2 separate regions of the Mus musculus genome follow, and region 2 is linked to region 1. The links are chromatin loops, found by intact Hi-C in ENCODE. Cell type or tissue: left cerebral cortex. All regions are shown on one strand. Each heading gives the region's core, and the rest is flanking DNA. Links, peaks and the distances in the headings are about the cores only. Region 1 holds the start of Mrps33 (mitochondrial ribosomal protein S33). Region 2 holds the start of Braf (Braf transforming gene).

Region 1 (8,336 bases), core at 209-8,208:
CCAAGACTACCAGCCCAGAGATGGTCCCACCCACTAGGGGCCTTCCCCCCTTGATCACTAATTGAGAAAATGCCTTACAGTTGGTTCTCATAGAGGCATTTTCTCAACTGAAGCTCCTTTCTCTGTGATAACTCCAGCTGTGTCAAGTTGACACAAAACTAGCCAGTACAGGCACTATTAGGAGGTGTGGCCTTGTTGAAGTAAGTGTGGCCTTATTGAAGGAAGTGTGTTACTGTGGTGGTGGGCTTTGAGGTTCTATGCTCAAGTTCCACCCAGTAAAGAAGAGTCCATCTTCTCCTGACTGCATTCGGATCCAGATGTAAAACTGTAGGCTCCTTCTCCAGCTCCATTTCTGCCTGGACCCCTGTCTTGCTTCCCACCATGATAACAATGGACTGAACCTCTGAAACTGTAAGCCAGCCCCAATTAACTGTTGTCCTTTATAAAGAGTTGCCTTGGTCATGGTGTCTCTTCACAGCAATGGAACACAAACTAAGACATATACCTAGCTGTGTTTTAATAAAGATTTATTGCCAGGCATGATGAAACATGCCTTTAATCACATCACTCAGGAGGTAGAGACAGGTGGGTCTCTGTGGGCCTAAGGCCAACATGATCTACATAGCAAATTCCTTGTAAACCAAAGCTACATAGGGAGACCATGTCTTAAAAAATGAAGGAAGGAAATATGTGATCTATAAATATTCACAAAATATACTAATAACATAAATCAGCAAAGAAAGGGATAAGCAGTTATAAACACATCCTGCTCTTGAATAGGACCCAAATTCAGTTCCCAGCACCCGTGTCAGATGGCTGACAAACACCTACAGCTTCACCTCCAGGGGATATGACAGTCTCTTCTGGCCTCTATGGGCACTTGCCCTCACATTAACATAACTACACAGAGACAAACACAGACACACACACAATTAAAACCAACTTTCTTTTACATATAGCAAATCTATTAAAATTATTTTTTTAAAAAAACATACAAAGTAGAACCAACAAGCAGTATACAAATCCACCAGGCCCTCAGTGTCTGTGGGTTTCCATACATAGATTCATTTAATCATAGATCAATAATAACATTTGGGGGAAAACTTGCATCTGGAGTAAATATGGGCAGACATTTTTTTCTCTTGTCACTAGTCCCTTACCAATATAGTATAACAACTATTCATGTATCTTTTACATATGTATCATTATTAACCTAGAAATAATTTAAAGTATATCATAAGCTGTGCATGTATTATATTCAAATCTATGTGTTGAGCACCCATAGATTATGATGTCCATGAAGCATGTCTTGGAACCAACTCCCCATGTATAGTTTCAGTAGTGCCACCTTTTATAGGGATTGCTATATAGCACTTATTGAATGCTTGGTAGGTCGATTGAGAAACAAGTACTTTATTCTGCGCATTTATCAAGGCCTTACACTAAAATAGATTCTAGAATCTATTCTAAAATCAGCAGTGAGTTCTATATCTAGAGGAGGGTATTCAATTGACATTGTCTTTGCTCCTATAGAATTTGTGTTTGCCAAGTTTTTGTATGTTATCAACCCATATATAGGGGATATACACACACACACACACACACACATATAGAATATTTCACACCATGAGTCAATTACAAATTTTGCTTTAAAGCTAGCAGCCAATACAAAAAGGAATCATTGCTGGTTAGTTTTTATCAATTTGACATAGAGTGTCCCAGGAAGGCATAACTTTTGAATAATTGCCTCCATGAAATTGTGGGACATTCTCTTGATTAATAACTAATTTGGGAGTGTTAAGCCCCCTGTGGGCTGTGTCATTCCTGTGCAAGTTGTCCTGGGTTATAGAAGAAAGCAAGCTGGACAAGTCATGGGAGCAAGCCAGTAAGCAGTGTTCCTCCATGGTCTCTGATTCAGTTCCTGTCTTGAGCCCTGCCTTGGTCTCTCCAAATGATAGAATGTAAGCTGTAAGCCAAATAAAGTTTGCTTCCCCAGGTAGTTTTTGGTCAGTGTTTCATCACAGCAACAGGGAGGCAAACTAGAATAGAGGTCTTCATGTTTATAAAACATTGGTTTAAAAACAACCCAAACCTCCAGAAACAGAAAACACAAGTGAAAGTTCTCCAAGGACTGTTGCCGCCTAGGACACTGGGGTAGGTGGCTGTAGTTATGCATAGGACTTTAACAGCCTTGGTGTAAATGTTAATAAGATTGCATACTATAATGTGAGTTGATAACATATTAAAACTTGGCAAACACAAATTCTATAGGAGCAAAGACAATGTCAATTGAATGCCCTCCTCTAGATATAGAACTTGCTGCTGACTTGCCTCAATTCTAAAATCTATTTTACTGTATTTATGTAAGACTTTGATTAATGCTCAGAAAATAAGCACTCGTTTCTCAATCGACCTACCAAGCACTCAATAGGCACTGTATAGTAATCCCTATAAAAGGTGGCTCTATTGAAAGCAGATTTTGCAAGGAGCGAAATACTGATAGTGTTTCTGTTGTCAGTGAAAGGCTTGCCGAGGAGACATGCCTTTTTTATGAGAGGCGGTCTCTCAGCTCTTGTTTTTTCAAGGAAGAAATTCAGAGGAGACACACAGTGTAAGCAGTTTATCTAACAAAGCAAGCGAAGATTTCAAGGAGTGAGCTGTTCCAAAGAGAAGGGCAAGAGCACAGTAGATTCCCCGTCGTATTTTTTTTTTAATTCTTACATTTATAAAGTGGGTGTCATAGTGATAGAGTAGGGCGAGCCTTTTTCTTTCCTAAGTCACGGTGGGTCAGATCACTTTTGAAGGATATTTCTTCTCAGGATCCTCTAGAAAAGCTTATCCTGGCCAAGCCCACAATGAAAATAATATCGTAATGAAGTCATGGTCTCTGCAGGATGCTGACCCTTCACTGGTGCACACGTAGGCAAATACCCCGGTACCTTAGTTGTTGATGCGGTATGAGCAACCTATCTTCATTCCCAAGGACAGTCAACGGTAAAGGGCACTCTGACCCGCAGCTGACACAGCTGCGCAGATAAAGCTGCAGTTTTCTTGGCCCACATATCTGATTTCTTTTGAGATTGCTCAAGATCTCATGATTGATCTCATACTGTCCGTTACGATATTTTCTTGCTCCACAATTAAGACATCTTGCTTTTAAAAAACAATTGAGAGTTTATCATAAAAGTTTGAGTCTGGGATTGACGGCCCAGGTGTGTACCTTTAATCCCAGCACTCAGGAGGCAGAGGCAGATGGGTCTCTGAGTTTGAGGCCAGCCTGGTCTACACGGTGAGTTCCAAGACAGCCAATGCTACATAGAGAAACCCTGTCTCAACAAACAAAACAAAACAAAAAAAGAAAAGAAAAGAAAAAGGCTGGGGACAGAGTTTTACACTAGCTTATCCAAATGTACAAAGAGAAGCAGAACTTAGGCTATCTTCCAAAACACAATTTCTCTGTGTTACTGCTCCTGTCTATCTCCTATCCAAGAGTTCTATCCCTGTACCCCGAAAAGAGAACCACAGCTCAACTCCTTGATTGATAGGAACCCAACACGGTCAGAAAGACTCTGAGCTAGCATCAAGTATCTTTGGAACGCAAAGAGCATAAGCTCTAATGAAAAGAAAAATGAAACGTGAAGACAAAGGAAAAATACTGCATTTCATTCTATTATCACAGAGCAAGGAGCTTCAGCGAGGAGGGACTCAGCTCTGGCTATTCTCGACAAAATGATGCGTGTGGTCCCTCTAGAACCTTCCTGGATAGCCAAGGCTCCCCCACTCTCAGAACCACACCCACACAACCCGGCTTTCCTCGCGGGCGGAGGCCCTGGGCTCAGAGCGAGCGCGGCCGCTAGGTGTCGCCCGAGGTCCCGCCCCCAGGGAGTGAGAGTAGTTCCGGGTTGTCCGCCGACTCCGCTCTAGCCATCAAGCTTCCGCCTCTCTCCTGCTCTCTGGAGCTGGGAAGCAAGTAAAGGGGGGCGGGCCTTCCGGGGACGCGCGTGCGCGAGGTCAGGAGCAGGTAAGGCAAGCGGAGCGCTGGGGTCACAGCAGAGGGCGGCGGCGGTGCGGGCGGACCCGGGTCCCTAACCTGGTGGAATTGCCAGATCCAGTCGAGTCAGTTAGGGGCCTTCCTGGAGCTTCCACGTGTACCCCACAAACACCCGAGGCTTTCCCCTTATCCTGTGGGGAACTGAACAAACCAAAAACGCACTTCCTTTCTCCTAGTGAGCCCGCCCTCGCACTCAGTTTTGTGTGGGATGCGCCGGCGATATTTGTTGATTGTTATTTAAAATGCAGTTTAGATGATGCTTGGGAAAATGAATGACTCTACTACAGCTTCCAGCGCCGGAGGAGTGCGCGAATCAGACAGCGGAGAGTATGAGTTGTGCATGCTGAACAAAAAAAAAAAAATAAAGTTATCTGTTCGGAGGGGTTCATGCCCTGTGACCCAGTAAAATAATTGGTACCAGTTTTTAAATGCTCTGAGCACGTTGCTTCTCAGTAACAACTCGTATGCATTCCTTGGGTCGTGATTAGGCAGGCACTATGCCTTCAGCTTTCCTTGTCAGTCGAAACTCAAATAATAAGGTAAATTGTACTCCTGATGTTGATAATTGACCTACACTTATACCCACACAAGTGTACCTGCAAGCATTTTAAATAAATAGATCCATGAGAAAGATAAACTTATCTTTTTATGCCAAAAGGGGAAAAAAGAGTTCTGAATTTTCAGATGTGGGCTTTATGTGTTTTGCTTGACATATTTAAGTAATTTGGTTTTGCTTCTCATTTTCAACGGTTATTTTCACCTGTATTTTTCTTTCATTCACATTTAAAGAAACATGATATTTCAAAGGAACTAATTTGTGAGGCTGAAGAGATGGCTCAGTAGTTAATAGAGCATATTGCTCTTGCAGGATCCAGGTTGAGTTTCTAGTCAGATAACTCACAACCACGTATAACACCATTATAGGGCAGAGGTTCTCAACCTGTGAGTCACATATCAGATATCCTGCATATCAGATATTTACATTACAATTCATAAATTCATAACAATAGCAGAACTGCAGTTATGAAGTAGAAATGAAATAATTTTATGGTAGAGGGGTCAGCACGACATAAGGAACTGTATTAAAGGAACGCCGCATTAGGAAGATTGAGAACTACTGGTCTAGGGGAACCCTCTCCATCTTGCCTCCCTGGGAACATAGTCACACAGACCCACCCACAAATAACTTTTGTTTGTTTGTTTTTAATTTTTACCCTATTGTGTAACTCCTAGGATAATTTTATGTGAATTGAAATCTAATTGGCATGTAAATCATTTGACTTAATGTTATATAATTTAAAAGGTTATATTCTTTCATAAAATTGAAATCCTTTAGGAAAGCATACTGAAATCTCAAAACGTCCTAAATTTTTAAATAGCCCTTTACATGTATGTGTGTGTGCTCAGGCATGCAGAGGTCACCTTAGGGGAGTCCCAGAGATCACAGTCAGATGGCAGGCCTGGTGACAAGCACCTAAACTGCTAAGCCATCTTTCCAGCCTCTTCTTTTTTTTTTTTTTTTAAGTTAAAGAAGGGAGAAGGGAGGTAGCAATGCATCCGCCCTAGGACCAGTTACAGAAAGCAGGCATTTTAGCCTGTGTTTTTGTGGTGAGACAGGGTCTCACCATGTAGCCCTGGCTTGCCTAAAATTTCACTTAGAACAAGACTGGTCTTGAACGCACAGAGAACCACTAGCCTGTGCTTTGAAGTGCCAGGTTTGAAGGCCACAACTGACCTCTGTTGGTTTATTTATGTGTTGTTTATACTTAAAGTTTAACAGACCAGTGAGATGGCTCAATGGACAAAGACACTGCAGTCAACCCTAATGACTAGGGACGATTAAATGTCCTCATACCTCCACCTGTGTATTGTAGCACATGTGTGTCCATATATACATACATACATACCAGCACAAAATAAACGAATGCAATTTTTGAAGCTTTTTTAAAAAGTACATCGTGTGTGTGTGTGTGTGTGTGTGTGTGTGTGTGTGTGTGTGTGTGTGTGTTAGTTAAGCTAAAGCCACCATGCTGGGAGTAGGGCTGAGTCAGGGACTCGGGTCTAAAGAGGATTATTCTCTCTCTTTGTCATAAGAGAGAGAAGGCTGTCATTTTAAGACTTGGCTTTTGTGGTCTGTGTTGCCATGGAGTCTAATCAGATCTTACGGCTGATTATATATCCCACCTGTGTGCTACACTGCAAAGTGGCTATGGAGTTACCTTAGCATAGCTGCTGTCTACAGGCTTCCTCTCCTTCCTGCCTGTCAGGTTACCAAGGTTCTGGCTGCCCCCGTTCCCCTCGTCAGGCTTTGTAAATGAGGGTATCATTTCAGGGAGGCGCAGGAGTAACTGTGTAATTGTGCACTCAAAGGAGTCAACAAATGAACACTATTCACTGAACCCACGAGCACCAAGCTATCAGAGGGGTTTAGGGTTGTTCCTTCTGTGGGTTACCATTTACTGGGTGCCACTGCTCTCCTGACGTCTCACAGTATCCCTGCAGTCTTGAATTTCAGAAAGATGGAAATTAGAATTTAGACAGGCAGAGTTCAGAATAGATCAAATGACAGAGCCAGGATACAAAGCCAGGTCTCATCCTGTAGGCTCTATTTAAGAAGAAAGTGATTGGGAATTCAAGATGTATTTTCCTTTAGATGTTGTAGCAAATGATAGTTCCCAGCCTGCTTTAACGTATCTCTGGAAATGCTAGGCAATTACAGTGAAAAATCTATTCCGATGCTATACTAGTAACTAAGTAAAAAGAGGACAAAATGAATGGAGGAAAAAGTTTGTTTAAACTTGTGTTTGGAAAAAGTCAAGGTTTCAAGAGAGGTTTTTTCGTTGTTATTTGTGGTGGTGGTGGTGGTGGTGGTGGTGGTGGTGGTGGTGTTTAAAACATACATAGAAACATGGCTGCTTCTGAAGACGTGTGGACATCTAATGGCCCTGGAAGGGTTATGACACTGTTATATTCTCCTTAGATGTAAACTGATAAAAAATGAAACCTCGGGCTGATGAGATGGCTCAGTGGGTAAGAGCACCCGACTGCTCTTCCGAAGGTCAGGAGTTCAAATCCCAGCAACCACATGGTGGCTCACAACCATCCATAACGAGATCTGACTCCCTCTCCTGGAGTGTCTGAGGGCAGCTACAGTGTACTTACATATAATAAATAAATAAATCTTTAAAAAAAAAAAAAAAAAAATGAAACCTCCATTCTGATGATATCAGCCCAAACCCATCTGCATCCACACAGTCCACCCTGGATTGCAGGATGTAAAAGGGGAAGAGCAAAGAAAGCTATGGTAGCCCAGATTGGTTTGAACGAGACCGTGAGTCTTCTCCCCTGGCTAGCCTTTGGGTGGCACTGCTGGCCCAAGATCATCTAGTTGGCATTCAGAGTAATAATGGTTTGACATTATTAGTTGCTCTAAGGTCAACCTCTGTTCTGTCTCTGGATGTTGAAATAGCATTAAAACTCTGCTCATCCAAGCACTGTTTTGCAATGCATCAGGTGCCCTCTACCTAGTCTTGTCTTTTAGCAGATGTGTGGGAACCTCTTCTCTGCAGGTGGCATTTTATTGGCATTCTTGTTTCCTCCCACGCTCTCCCGGCATTTCTATTTTTGAAGTATTAGTTTGATGGAAGCATACTTTGCTTTGCAAGGGTAGAGTGCAGAACTCTGAAGAAAGAGCTGTTCTACGTTAGCGCCTTCTCATTAGGTTTTGGGTTAGTTCTCCCATTCGCTTTTTCAAGATAGATTTATGCCTTTTTTACATTTAAAAGCTAGCTCCTCCACATCTCAACCAAACTACCCCCCAGATAGCCTTTTAGCCAGCAAGGATTCTTATCTCGGCATGAAAATTTCACATAAACTGGTATGTGCTGCCAACAATAGCGCATACGACTGACCTAGAATGAGATGGTACAGTTATTCTACCAGAAGCATTGTTTTGGGTGGTAGTGGTCGTAAAGGTTTTTTGTTTTGTTTTGTTTTGTTTTACTATTTTTTTGTTTTTTTTTTTTTTTTTTTTTTCTGAGACAGGGTTTCTCTGTGTAGCCCTGGCTGCCCTAGAACTCACTCTGTAGACCAGGCTGGCCTCGAACTCAGATCCTCCTGTCTCTGCCTCCCAAGTGTTGGGATTAAAGCCGTGTGCCATCACCACCAGACATTTTTTTTTTTTTACTTTTTATTGTGTGTGTCTGTGTCTCTATGCCTGTGTGAATGCATGCCGTTTGTGTGTGCAGTGCCCACAGAGGCCAGAAGAAGGCATCAGATCCCACGG
Region 2 (8,336 bases), core at 228-8,227, 86 kb after region 1:
TACAGGTAAGTCACTGAGTCTGGTTCAAGAGGGACTATGCATCCTACCTTCTGATGGAAGTTGGATCAAAGAATTTCCAGCCCTTTTTGTGTTTTCTTTCCGATTTTTATGACAGGGGTTTCTCTGCATAGCCCTGACTGTACTGGCTGTGGACAGTCAGGGGGGAATCTCTGAGATTAAAGGTTAGTGTACAAGCCCCCACCCCCAGCTTGCTTTTATTTATTTATTTTCTTTTTTAATGATGGGACTTTCAAATGGCCCCCCAAATACCGGATAGCTAAAATTTGAAGGCAACTATCCTACTTTGCTTTCTATTGTTGTGATAAACACCACAAACAAAAGCAACTTAGGGAGAAAAGGTTGATTTTAGTTTTTAGGTTATAGTCCATCGTGTATGAAGCTCGGGCAAGAACTCAAGCTGGAACCTGGAGGGGAAGACGGGATGACCACGAAGGAGTGCTGCTCAGGGCTCTGCTTCCCGCGCTTTGCTCAGCCTGGCTATTATTTACGAATTATGTATTATTGCAGAGGAAGAACAGCTTTTATTAGAGGAAGTAGACAAATATATGTAGCAGGTATAGAGAAAAATGTCTTACACAAAACTGATCCCAGGCTCGAGAAGCTGAAAATCCATGTCTTCTTCAGGTCTCAGGCTTTTCAAGTTTCGGAAAGGTCTTAGGGCTGGTCAGTTTGCAGAAAGACAGGGGCGGCTGATTGGCCCACATCTATTGTGTAAACCTGTCCAGATCTGGCCTTGAACTTGTTAAACCAGTCCATCCGCAGTGGGGCATGCTGGCAGGAGAAAGGCCCACAAGGCCTTTGTTTTAAGCTGTGATGCTTTTGTCTCAGGTCAGAAGGGCGAGGAGGAAGAAGCCAGCCATCTTGAAAGTTCAACATCTTTATTACTTAGTCATGGCCCTTCTCCCTATATGTCTGCCTACCAAGGACTCTGTCTAACTCCTAGTCCTTCATGCTGTCCTTTGAAAGGTCACCCTAACTGCTGTTAGGGGTTTGGGGGACAGGCTTCTCACTTGCTTTGAGCTGACCAAAGGGATGAGAATTGAGGGGCAACAGTCAAAGTGCCTCAGAGGAGGCCTGACCTAAGGGCTCAGGATAAAACTTAACCACTGGCAATGATCTAGAACCTAAAACAGCCTTTGGCAATACTGTATATTCTTTTTGTTTGTTTGTTTCTTGTTTTTGTTTTGTTTTGTCTTGTTTGAGACAGGGTTTCTCTGTATAGCCCTGGCTGTCCTGGAACTCAATCTGTAGGCCAGACCAACCTCTGATTTAGAGAGGTCACTTGGCTCTGCCTCCTGAGTGCTGGGGTTTAAAGGGATGTGCCACCAGTGCTCAGCTGGTAGTATGTATTCTTGAAGTGTCACATGAGAGATGTATCATCAGCAGTAGACATCTCTGCCCACGTACCAGAGGTAATGTCCAATGGAAGTGGGCTACATAGGCCAAATCTGAGTGACATGCAGATTCTATTTGTTAAAGTCACTAGACATCAGCATCTAAGTGACAACTTTGATGAGTTGGTGGTCCTGGACCAGAAATCCTGGACAAGGTCTCAAAAATGTTAACAATCGGGGTCTTTATTTACTTTTCTCTGCCAGTTAAAGAGTAAAAGGCAGGAAAGATCTTAAGCTTGTCTGGTAGCAGTGGAGAAATCTCAAACATAGCCAGCAGGAGCAGACAGGATCAGCAGTTGAAGAAAGGCCTTTACTGAGGGTGAGGAAACACACACACACATACAGCAGGAACACCATTAGTTAACAAAACTAACCAACACACAAGGAAAAAAAATTGAATGAGTGGAAACTAACAGAATCCATCTTAAATGGATGAGGCCAGCCATCCTGTGAAGAAATAATCACATAAGACGTGATCACTGTATAGACTGATGCTGATAAGGATGTTGTTTAAAATGGAACCATGGAAAATGTCTTAGAGGCAGGGCATGGGGGTACATGCCTTTGATCCCAGCACTCAGGAAGCAGAGGTAGTCAGATCTCTGGGAATCAAGTTCCAGGACAGCCAAGCGCTGTTACACAGAGAAACCCTGTCTCAAACAAAACAAAAGAGAAATGTCTTAGAAATTTTAATGTTGTAAAAAAAAATGTTATAATGATACATTCTTAGGGAATAATTTCCTAAAGTAAACCTGGACAGTTAGGGACTAAACAACAACAACAAACAACAACAATACCCCAAAACCCCAACAGTTGTGTTTCAGACAAAATCAAGGAGGAAGTGTCCCTTGCCTGGTTGTTGGCCCTATTTTAGTATGCTTAGACATTATGTATTTATGGTTTTTAAAAACTGCCTTAAACTAGCATAGCTTGATAATATAGTCTCTATCTGTGATCATCTCCTTCACTCGAATCTGTCAGATCATCTTCTGACTTAAATGTAGCTCTCAGGGGAATGTCCCTGCTTGGAAGAGAATGTACAATGTCATTGGCAAACACAGAATAGCTATTTGATTGGTGGCATTTTTTTTCAATACACAAGAACGTAATGCTTTGATTCACCAAGCAGCCACACGTGCACTGCTTACCTTGAAGCAAAGCATCAGTTGCCGGGCCTGTGCTGATCAGACCAAATAGGCAGACATCCTATTGTCAGAAGCTTTCTACCTTTCAACTCATCCTAAATGCAATAAAGAGGTTGGTGGCGACCATCCCCCTTTCCATTAATAGAAGTGCACACACAGACACACAGACAACTCAACTCAAGAGTTAAACTGGAAATTCCTGAATAGTGTTGGTAGCTTCTGTTTTTCACTCCTGTTTTCTCTTTTTCTTAACACACTTCCTCTCTCCATTATTTCCTTCTTTGGTTAAACGTACTTTAACCATGTAATTTACATAAAGAAATTGGGTTTAATTTCTGCAACTTGGGCTTCTCTGAGATGATTTAATTCTCTTCTCCCAATTCTTTTTTTCATATACAGTTTGAAGAGAATGCCTTGGATCAGTCAGGATCTACAAAATATTTTAAATTATTTTCTTTGGAATAAAAATTAGCTATGATGCATAAGATGTCTAAAATGGTCATGTGTTCTCCTCAGGTCCTAGTGCATGGAAGGAGCCAATTGATAGTAAATGACTGAAACTAGGCAATAAATACCCTGAAGACCAGCTTTAGATTTTCATTTATACTTCAACAGATCAAGTCCTTTAGGGACAGGATACAAACACCATACTGAGAATTTAGCTGCTCCAAGACAGTTCTATGAAATTTGGCTTGGCTGATGTTTCAACCTTGGCGTTTAAGGTCTTATTTTTATGACACCCAGAGCTTCTTTGTAACGGCAGTAATAAGTACTACAGACTTTCCGGCCTTCTTCCCTCTAGGATTTTAACTTCTTTAAAACACCACCCCCTGCTCTTCTAGTAAATCCCACATGACAGAACAGGCTGAGAAAAAATAGGAAGCCGGAGCCATGGAAACTGTGCGGGTAGAAACGTGTGAGCGCGAGGGTGGTTGGAGGAGAAGGAACACTCCCCTGGCGACAGCGGCGCGAGGGTGCTCCTCGGATGACGTCACGCACCCAGGTGACGTCACGACCGTGACATGCGGGTGACGCCGTTGCCGCGGCGACTCCTCGTCGTCTCCGCCCCCTCCCCCCCCCAAATCCCCTCAGGCTCGGCTGCGCCGGGGCCGCCGGCGGGTTCCAGAGGTGGCCTCCGCCCCGGCCGCTCCGCCCACGCCCCCCGCGCCTCCGCGCCCGCCTCCGCCCGCCCTGCGCCTCCCTTCCCCCTCCCCGCCCCGCGGCGGCCGCTCGGCCCGGCTCGCGCTTCGAAGATGGCGGCGCTGAGTGGCGGCGGTGGCAGCAGCAGCGGTGGCGGCGGCGGCGGTGGCGGCGGCGGTGGCGGTGGCGACGGCGGCGGCGGCGCCGAGCAGGGCCAGGCTCTGTTCAATGGCGACATGGAGCCGGAGGCCGGCGCTGGCGCCGCGGCCTCTTCGGCTGCGGACCCGGCCATTCCTGAAGAGGTGAGTGGCGGCGCCATCCCCCCCCAGTGCTCGCGCGTCAGGGGCTCGGCGGGCCAGTGTTTATGCGAGGGACCGAGGCAGCAGAAGGAGCCCCGGCAGTGCTTGGTAGCCGGCGGGGAGGTGGTTATCGGCCGAGTGTCCCCCTCTGTCTTGTAGCTCCTCGCTACGTAAACACACACGATGGCCCAGGGGGGTTCCCCGGCCCCCACCCAGATGGGATTGGGGCAGTGGGGGCAGAGCTGGAGCCTTTTCAGAGGGGGCGAAACTCTGGGTTGGAGAAGGTCACGCCTGGCTGAGGCTTCCAGCCCTGCATCCCTGAGATGTTTTCCTTTTTGCTAGCCGGCAGGGACGGCGTCGAGGATGGAGCTTAGTGGCCAGGGCAGTACCCCTTGGTCCCCTAGCCCTAGGAACCGCCGTGTGCGATTACTCCCTGATCCTGGGGATGACGGAGCGCATCTTTCCACTCTCCTCACTATCTTCCCTTTGCAGGCCCTTGTCCCCTTCCCACTTTGCTACTTGTTTGGGGGATTTTTCTTTTGACCGGTTTTTGCCCAGGGGATGATTTTTTTTTTTGGTGTAGTCTTTACTTTTTCAGCCCCAAATTTTACTGTTCCGAAGCTTTTCCCATCCTGGTCTCTGATCCCCGAATAATACTGTTTGTCAGTGCTCCCTTGCTGACCCGTAAACCTCTATCCTCATCCACCACCCCGCTCATTTCTCAACTGTACCTACTTGCTTCTAACCTTAGTTTCCACGGAAGAGCATTTTTGCTCTTCTCTTGCCCTAGTCCCCTTGAGTGCCTCTACTTCATTCCACTGCACCGTCACCTTGTAATCCGTTGTTATCTTCACAAATCCTTTTGGACACTTTGCAAGCTATTCACTCCCTGAACCCCAAAGCTGTCAAGATTCCATCAGGTTTCACTTGGCCCTTTGCTCCCTTGCACTGCTGGCAGTTTGGGTTAGTCTTTCAGTGCACATACACACCTCAGTTGATATCCTTCGTGGGTTTGTTTGTTTGTTTGTTTGTTTGCTTGCTTGCTTGCGTGCTAGCTTGTTTTTAGTGGGTTTAAGTGATCTGGCTCGCTCCCATTTTCGTCCCATCTTTCGTGTTTACCAGTCTTTAGTACTTGGCTTTTGGTAGTCCTTGTATCATTCAACTTATTACATTGTCAAATTACCTAATTTATTCTCTTTTCTCTGTATGTAAAACTTACTACATTTACCATTTGGGCACTGTATCGCATAAACAATACCATATCTTACAAACAATTGGCTAGAATACGGTATTTTACAAACAGTTGTCGAGAGTGACTTGTTTCTGTTGATTTTACTTGAAGATAAATTTTGTTTAAAGATAAACTTGCTACTTAAGTTTCCCAGTTCTCGTACTACCTCCTTATCTCTACAGTGTTCTTTTTCCTGCTTCATTATATTTACTTGGGATGTTCATCCTCCACTCTCCATCTATCGTTAGCAGTCTGTTTGCAATAATGTTTGTTTTCCATCTTTTGATACCATCTCTACCCAGAATGTGTTCAGTACCATCATTTGAGCCACCCTACATTTCTCACAGTTTTTTTTTTTTCTTATTTCTTAATTTGAAATAATTCCAACGTACCACTTGAATTCATGCTCAGGTCAGTTTCCATTTGCATTTATTTCCCTCGGCTTCTTCTCCAGTCTAAGGATAACACTCTTTCCCTCATCCCTTTCCTAGCTCCCTTATCCCTAGTTACCATCCATTCCGTCTTGTTTCCTGGCTTTTGGTACTTCACTTGCTGACACTTCCTCTTGTCTTCCCCACACCTCCACATTCCATCTTATTTATAAACAACTTTGTTCCGTTGACATGGAAATTTATTTTTAGGATACATTGTTTTTAATGGAGAAATGCTAGGGGTCACATCTGCCGTCTATTTTCTCCAGGAATCGGATATGCCTTTGTCTTACTAGGCACAGGTGTCTCTGGGTTTTACTATGCTGCACATGCTTGGTTGTCTTGAACTGTATAGATGTGTGAGGACCAGGATCCAAGTATGGGCAGGTTGATGGATGGAGTTAGACAAGGATAATTCTGGGATGTGACACTGACTTGAGAACTTTGCGTCAGGGTATTAGGACAGTTGGCATTTCTGTTTGGAAGATTTTGCTATTTACTTGGGAGAGCTAGAGCACTGGGGTGGGTCCCTTACCTTGGCCCCTCCTGTCTTCTTTCTGAAGTAGTGAGTATTAGGGTTGTTACTTTCTGTTTGACACTTTCTAGGCAATCCCCATGGACCACACTGCCTGAGGACCTCTAGGCTAGATGAAGTTAAATTAAATCACCAATAACTGAAGGCATGTTTGTATCTCCTGAAACTGTATTCTTTATTTAGTTAAAAGCAGATGTTTCCCATTGCCCCCTTCCCAGGGTTTAATGTTTGATGATGCTATAAAAAGAGAAAATATGACAAATATACATAACAAAATAAATTCTTCCGGAAAGTAGTATGGTGGAGCCCAGGCTTGTCAGAAACTCTGTGTGGCTGAGGCTGTAGTTAAAACTTCTGATCCTTCTGCCACTTCTTAAGGCTGGAATTACTAGCATGTGCCCTCTACCCAACAAGTTTAAAGTTAACATCAACTCAGAGGAAACTGAAGTATCCTGTGGTCTTTTAATTAATTGTCTTTTATTATGAACTTAAAGGAATATCTTTAGTTACTAAAGTAGATGGAAAGATGAAAATCTGTGAATGTGTTTAATGACATTTTATTATACATTTTTATCTTACCTGGGTTTAAAAAAGTTTGTCAAAGAGAAATTTCAGCTGTACCAAAAAGTAATTACAAAAGGAAAACATATCCATTATTGAAAAATTAGGGAAAAAGTACAAAAAGTGCCCATAATATATAATTGCTATAAATATTTGCATGTATTACAACTAGTGCTTGCACAATGCATTTTATATATAGACTTGTAACTTTTGAAACAATAGTACAGCAAAACTTATGTGTCCCTACATAAAGTATCATTTAACTGATAACTTTTTTGGACATTAGGTTATTATTATTTTTAGTTGCTGTTATCAAGCATCTTCGACATAGAATGTAGACATTTGTATGTAAAATTATGTTCGAGAATAAACAGATTTCATGGCCTATTTGTATTACTATATAGGTTTCCAAAATAAAATATTCTGATAAATAACAAGAGTTTACTAAATGTTTATTCAGTATCTTATAATCTTACTGTTAAGCATTTAATTCTGACCATTTATATTTCCTTGATGGTACTTTTTTGTGACTATATGGTAAGGCATGGCACATGGTATAATATTACCAGATGGTTAATAATGTATGTATTATTTAAAATGTGTGATACAAGGGTGTGATATTTATTACCTGTGCCTTTCATGCTGTGTTTTCAGAGAAGAGAGTTTCTTAAAACTGTAATGCAATTGCAACTGTATTATTTTTTGTTTTCAAGATCTCTTAGCCAGCCTTGGCTAAGCTGTATAATTATAATAATGCATTGGCTAGGGAATATTCTAGGATGGGATCTACTTTATAATGAGGCCCACTGTATTAAAATACATCTTTGTGAACCCTGCCAGGTTAGATTGCATCATACCTCTGGAAAGTGGTATTCTCACTAAGGTAAGAAGGTGTGTGTGTGCACAGTAAATTTTAGCTGTTGCTATTAATACTTGTCTAGGTATATGCAAAGATTTCCTTTGGAGGGGGAAGCTATGAAGTGGCTTGGCTGTCTTCAGCATGGCTGTGTTCCTTCCTTTCTGAACCCATTTCTTTTTCCTGACTTAACACCTTCCTTTAGGCATCCATTCACCCTTTTATTTAAAAAGAGTTATCTTGTATCAGTTGCTTATATATGCTGGCAATCTATTTTAAGTCGACCAAAAGGAATGTTGGACTGGACACTTGGATTATGGAATGTCTTAAATGTAATTGCAGATTTGATTTAATTGTGTTTGGAGGCCAGAAAGATTACAGTAGTACAGCAGACGAGAGCAATCAGACTCTGCTTGTTTTTCTCTCCACCGTTTTACGATCAGGACAAATAGTCTAATGGCAGCTGAAAAGCCATGTTCTCAGTGACAAAGAAGAAAGTCCGTGTTGCTTTCACTGTGCTCTGGTGTTTTCTAAGGCTTGTTACCTACCAAGTCACACAATGGAGCCGAGCGCCTGCTCATTCTTCTTTCCCCTTTATCTCCAATCATAAACGTGTTTTCTCCTTTAGAGCTGCAGAAATGTGTTTTGTTTCGTTGACAACTTAATATTGATTTAAGTGAGTACTTCGTGAACCTCTTGCCATAATCCCCTTCGTTTTAGAAA

What was found. A loop is a pair of places that touch in the nucleus more often than their neighbours do. Peaks named below come from ENCODE experiments on the same cell type or tissue, not always from the same donor. Only the 100,000 strongest peaks of a DNase experiment are listed, where the experiment ranks them.
Region 2: a loop joins it to region 1, with 8 times the contacts of the local background. A loop is called at or near these places in 2 of 42 quality-filtered maps.

Annotation. Positions count from the first base shown.
Region 1 is chr6:39,806,549-39,814,884 of GRCm38, reverse strand. It overlaps Mrps33 (mitochondrial ribosomal protein S33), which reads left to right and starts at 3,949. Exons shown (of 3, transcript NM_010270.2): 1 at 3,949-4,021. In left cerebral cortex, for the core only: a CTCF peak has its summit at 3,850 (motif pointing right); a DNase peak (open chromatin) is centred at 3,912; H3K4me3 peaks cover 1,642 bases; H3K27ac peaks cover 1,011 bases.
Region 2 is chr6:39,720,773-39,729,108 of GRCm38, reverse strand. Braf (Braf transforming gene) reads left to right here and starts at 3,646. Exons shown (of 22, transcript NM_139294.5): 1 at 3,646-4,002. The coding sequence starts at 3,814. In left cerebral cortex, for the core only: a CTCF peak has its summit at 3,507; DNase peaks (open chromatin) are centred at 3,482 and 4,042; H3K4me3 peaks cover 2,248 bases; H3K27ac peaks cover 1,229 bases.